Linked DNA regions of Homo sapiens: region 1 is linked to region 2. Evidence: chromatin contacts called from ENCODE Hi-C data. All regions are on one chromosome and are shown on one strand. The core of a region is the stretch at or near the end of the contact, and the rest is flanking DNA. Distances in the headings are between cores, read along the strand shown.

Evidence for each region. Hi-C counts contacts between places; a loop is a spot of excess contacts on that map. Pooled maps may share reads with other maps.
Region 1: a map of naive thymus-derived CD4-positive, alpha-beta T cell shows a loop between it and region 2 (20-fold over the local background). The contact joins the enhancer-like site here to the promoter of USP46-DT in region 2. A Hi-C loop is called at or near these places in 4 of 168 maps with a recorded cell type or tissue (CD4-positive, alpha-beta memory T cell, naive thymus-derived CD4-positive, alpha-beta T cell and natural killer cell), 3 of 37 single-sample maps with no recorded cell type and 12 of 50 pooled maps.

What each region holds. Positions count from the first base shown.
Region 1 is chr4:51,894,662-51,897,361 of GRCh38, reverse strand. All of the region lies in intron 7 of DCUN1D4 (defective in cullin neddylation 1 domain containing 4), which reads right to left. Among named protein-coding and RNA genes, the nearest start is that of DCUN1D4, 53 kb to the right of the region's middle. Within about 2 kb of position 1,366, at least 14 of the 41 ENCODE cell types and tissues checked have a DNase peak (open chromatin) inside an H3K27ac peak, as active enhancers do.
Region 2 is chr4:52,657,828-52,660,671 of GRCh38, reverse strand. It overlaps USP46-DT (USP46 divergent transcript), which reads right to left and starts at 1,266. Exons shown (of 2, transcript NR_125363.1): 1 at 996-1,266. USP46 (ubiquitin specific peptidase 46) reads left to right here and starts at 1,371. Exons shown (of 9, transcript NM_022832.4): 1 at 1,371-1,557. The coding sequence starts at 1,522. RefSeq lists silencers at 958-1,387, 1,398-1,917.

The sequences.
Region 1 (2,700 bases), core at 117-2,616, 760 kb after region 2:
TTTTAAAAACAAGCCTGTGAAAGCTCCTTCTTTGTACCTAACTACAAATAAGTCCTTATGATCTCTTTGTTGATATGATAAACTATCTAAAAGCCTGCAATTATATTAAATGTTTAATTTCTATGAAACAGAACAATTTAGAAAGCCCCTTATTTCTTCCTAATGTGGAAAATAAAAAAGATTAAAATTAGGCTATTTTAGAGTCGGAAAAGACTTCTTCAAGAGAATGACACATAAGCTAAGAGAGTTGAGAGATAAGCAGGAACTAGATATTTTGGAGAGGTGGGAAAGGCTCTCTGTCTATTAGGAACAGCATAGGCAAAGGCCCAGAAGCAGATGGGAGTATGGTAAGTCCAACAGACTTAAAAGACAGCCACTGTCGCTGGAGTGGATAGAGGAAGTGGGAAAGAGGTATAAGATGATGCTGAGAGGAACATGGGGTCAGTCTCATAAAAGGCTTTTGTAGTCCACAGTGAGGGTTTTTAAAATTACATCCTAGGAACAATGGAGGCCACCTGCCACTATGAGAAAGACCACGATCAGGGCTGCATCTTGACAAGCTCACTCTTGATCTCCATGGAGAAGGACTGGTGGGAAGGAAAAGAGATATTGAGAGCCAGTTAGAGATCTAGTGCCAGAATCCCAATGAGGGGGTCACAGGGACTAGAAAGATACACAAGAAAGCAGTAAACAGGAGTAAGTTTGGGAGGCAGGGCTGAATTCGCACTATAGGGTTAGATTTTCTACTGTAGGGTTAGATTTTTTTAATGGTGTGTATATAATAATATAATATTAATAATAATCGGAGAGGGTCAAAGAGGAGGGAAACTGGGTAACCCAAAAACATAAGGTCGAGGTCCCTGTTCTTCACCGGAAAGAGGGTCAAGGACCAAAGCCATAGATTTGACTGGTAGTTTAGTTTAGTCCTGTCTACGAAGAAGAAGAGCGGTTGTTTGTTTTAACAGATTCAAGAGCAGGAAGCACTCATTTAGATAACTACCCCATAGTTAAAAGAAAATAAAGTTAGCTGTAAACTCTAGGCAGAGCTATGAGAAGAAATGTGAAGTTCTGCAGCATGCCTGGGAGCAAGCCCAACATCCTGGCAAAAAGATGTCCCTATGTTTGAAAGATGCTCAGAGATCCTGTCTGAAATGCAGGAAATGAACAGTTCTTGTGCTTTAAACATAAAAAACACAAGTAATATTACTAACTCTGGTACCCATTAAAAACCTGGGGTTGGGAGCTAATGTTGCCAATACAGAGTTTAATCTGCTTTAAAGGGTGTCTTGAACACACAAAGCCCCTGGACTGGCCCCCAATAGTGAAACAGGCTGCTGAGTCACCCTGTCCAGAACCACAGGTTGCCATCTAGTGGCCACTCAACGTACACATCTTCAGAGGACTCTAGAGCCTGGCTTGGGACATGTAAGCCACCAATGTGACCTCAGAAAGCAGTCACATCTTCAACTCAAGTCTTCCCACATGTTTCTGTGTACCATGTATAAAAAAATGTGTAGAAGTCACAGTGACAGTGCCACGCTTCTAAGGAACACCATTTCCCAACACAAAAAAATGCACACAATGTAAGATAATTTCTTTTTGAGTTTGCTGCTCTAACAGATTTGTAAGGACAGAAATCAACACAGTAATCATCGAAGTTTATAAAATCAGAGGTAGCTTTCCCCTATTACCCAGGAAAAGGCCCCTGCCCCTTCACTTAGTATTTTTCCAGCCCATCATCAGTTTATTGCAGTTAATTAACAATTGTCACTGTTTTTTTTTTTTTTTTTTTTTTTTTTTTTAAGTTTAAGCACCACAATTAGCTTAATTCATCAGACCAAAACAGGAGCTGTGTCTTCTCTGGCAGGGGAATGATCTCAGGAGTGCAAGGATAGATGTTCCCTACCAGCTGCCGGCCTAAGTCCAAACTCTCATACCACCCACGTCCTGCCCCAGGCTCACAGGCCCTAGGGAAGCCAAGCACACAATTCCTCTGAGAGCCCAGGCATAAGCCATAAGCCATACTTCACCACCCTAGTTTAAGGATGCTACCAGAGACACCCAGGAAATGACAGAAATGATTAAAAACTCTGGTTTCACAGCCGATGGGCTTTCTGTTTCTATCACACTCCCATCATACAGTAACCTTTTTTTTTTTTTAACAGCATTTTAACCAAATATAATGAAGGGTCTGAATGTTTGTATCCCCCTGAAATTTGTAGGTTGAAATCCTCACCCCCAAGATGATGGTATCAAAAAGTGGTGCCTTTGTGAGATTATTAGGTCCTGGGGGCAGAATCCTCCTGAATGAGATTAGTTAAGAGACCCAAGGGCGCTTGTTTGCCCCTTCCAACATGGGAGGACCCAGTTAGAAGGCACCATCTATGAATCAAAAAGCAGGCTGTCACCAGACACCAAATCTACGGCATCTTGGTCTTGAACTTCTGGGCCTCCAGAGAAATAAAATTCTCTGGAATTTTATTTATAAGCCACCCAGTCTAAAACATTCTGTTATAGCTGCCTAAATGGCCTAAGACATATATGAATACATAAAAATATTTTGTTCTATACTTGTTAATTCTAGTTTGAGATCAAAATATTTCATTAGATAGGTTTAATAAAATTAAAATGAGCAAAAATAGAAAAGAAATCCAAAATAGAAGACAAAATAGTTTAAAGATCGACTACTTTCTGCCTTTA
Region 2 (2,844 bases), core at 17-2,516:
AGAGAGAGAGAAGAAAATCAGTCATGACTTACAATGGAAGAAATTATCATCAGGATGTATTTGGAAATAATATTTAGGTTGAAAGACTTAAGCAGGAATATTATTTCTCATGTCCACTGGAAAACACAGTGACATGACTCCCAAAACCTTCAGTCAACAAGTCTGTCTTACTGTTTCCTCCCCAGATTCTAGGGATATTAGCAATCAACGGCTCTCAAATCTTTACTCTTGGTTAGATAAAAGCTATCTTCAACTAATTTTTCTTCTGATTCAATTTGTCATTAAATACACTGATCTAAGAATTTATCACGCATCTCACTTGTACAATTTCTCCTTTGAAAGCATCGAATTGCAACCTTGTATGTGTAACTGTTCCACACATTCAGAAACGGGCCCCTTCAATTCGCGTGGACCTATCTGCTAAGTGGTGCACAGACTCGCGCTCTGAGCCCGCAGCCACGACCTTTAATGCGGGAAATGTGCATGATCCCATACAGCGCCCATCTCAACAACTAGAGGCTGGGTGCACCCGAGAGGGGTATGCCTGCCTTGAAGATATGGAAAAGTTTTGTTTTCGTTCTTTCCACTCCTTGGACAGTCCCTAGTGCTTGCGCGGAACCGGGACGTCTCCTTTGGACCCGCTAATGTCACAAGCCGCCCGAGCGCGCCGCTGCTGGCCTCCGCCCAGACCCGGATTCCTCCCCCTTCCCGGCGCCCTTTCTCGGGCGCCCGGCCCGCAGCTGGCGAGGGCTCTCTGACCGCTCCGGTGTCCTCGCCCCATTTTACTTCTTGGGTCCCCGCCGGTGCCATCTGGTTGGAACCCTCGGGAGGAACTAAAAGTTGGACGTCGCCACCCCTACCCCTCGCCAAAAAATAAACACCGGGGGCTGCCGAGGCCCGCCAGGAGGAAGGCGACGAGGAAAAAGCGAGGACGGAAGGCGGCCCCGGGTTCGCCCCGGCCTGGGCCGCCCGCTTCCCCACCCCGCGCACCGTACCGTCCCCGGCTCCCTGGCTCCCCGACGGCGAGGAGGGCCGCCGCTTCCGCGTCGGGGTCGGCCGGGGGACCTGCGAGGTGCGGCTGCCGCAGCGGCGCGCCCCGGAGCCTGGCCCGGCATTCCAGTCCGAATAGAAAGAGGCAGGGAATCAAATGGAAAAGCAGGAGGCCAGGCCTGGGCGGGCGAGCTGGGAAGGAGGCGGCGCGGCGGGGCCCGGGAACCCAGCCTGGAGCGCTCTGAGCGGCCGGCTCGGACTCACGCGGCGCGCCCGGGCCGCCCCTCCTCCCCGCGCCGCCGGCCGCGGCCCAGGCTCCCTCGCTCCGCCACTCCCCGCCCCTCCGCGCTCCCTCCCCGCCCTCCCCGCGCCGCCGCCTCCTCCTCCCGGCCTCCCTCTCCCAGCCAAACTGAAAGCCGGACCCCAGGCCGCCGCGCTGCCGCCCGGCCTCCCCGCCAGCGCGCCACCATGGGCAGTCCCGGTTTCCCCTTGTAAAGATGGCGGTGAGGGATCGCTGCAACCTTTAGACTAATGACTGTCCGAAACATCGCCTCCATCTGTAATATGGTGAGTGGCCGAGCCGCCTCGGGGTCGCGCCCGACTCGCGGCGAGGCAAAGAAAGGGAAGCCCGAGCTGCACACACGCCCGGTGGCTGGGGCGGCGGGGGCGGCGGGGTCCGCGCCGCCAGAAGTTCCCGGCCCCCGAGCTGGGCGCGCGGCCGCAGCCACCTCAGCGGCCGGGGAGGGTCCCCGAGCCCCCGGCGCCCGTCTCAGCCCCGGGACCTCGGAACCCGCCCGGCGATCCCGGGGCCGCGCTGCTGCGCCCCCCGCCCTCGGGTTGCGGTGGAAGCGGCTTGAGGGAAGGGAAGCGACCGAACCTGAACGTCCCCGGGGAGGGGGTGGGGGATAAGCTGGAGGTGGGGGGCACCCATCCTCTTCTTGCGGTCAAGACAGCCTTATTGGACGTCCAGACTGCCCTCATCTCATTTTGAGTTCAGTCCTTCCGAGGTGTTTAAAATTCACTTTGCAATAGCAATTGTGTATCTGGAGAAATCGGAAATGTAATAAAGCTGTAAAAAAAGTGCAAAATTGTGGCTGGAGAAGTGAACTTCAACCTGGTTTGAAAAAGCACCGTAATTTGCTCCGCATGCCTCAGTTTCCCCATCTGTGAAAAAGGGACAAGGCTCTGTGGCGGTAATATTTGCAGGCCCTAAGGGTGGGGCGGGCTGTGGGCTTGGAGGAGGTCTCCAGGGTTATCCTGCCTGATCCGCTGTAGACCTAGGGGAGGCTGGCGGGCATGGATACAGCCAGGGACATCACTGGGTTCTGATGCAGTCCGAGCCCATGATGCGGTGGTCACTTTAATTTGGGTTTCCCCCATTGCTTTCCCTTTTTCTGTAGGAAGAACCTCCAGCCCTTGGGTCCCCAGGCTGGACCCTGCTGGCGCCTCCACTTGTCAGAGCCTTTGGGGAGCTCAGATTGGAGTAAGGCATTGCTGTCCCTTGCAGGGTGAGATGATGTGTGTTTTGCCTACATTCTTTAGACTGCACCCCGCCTCCCCTCTAGCCCCCTCCCAAGCGGGTCCCCGGAGGCAACACGTGCTCTTACAGTGCCAGTTTGAGGAAAACCTCCCTTGAAGCTAGTAATACTGGCCCCTAAAGGGAATCCAAGGAAGCTTGATGGAGAAGCCCTGGTGTAAGGTGATCTGGCTGCCCTTCCCCCATCACATAGCTTTTTAAATCTTCTGTCCCACATTCTGTTGCAAGATCAACACATGGCAAAGGAGCATTAAGAAGCCTTGTGTTAGCTCAGGGGTGGAATTGAGACCCGCTGGCTTCAGCTTTCAGCACAATGG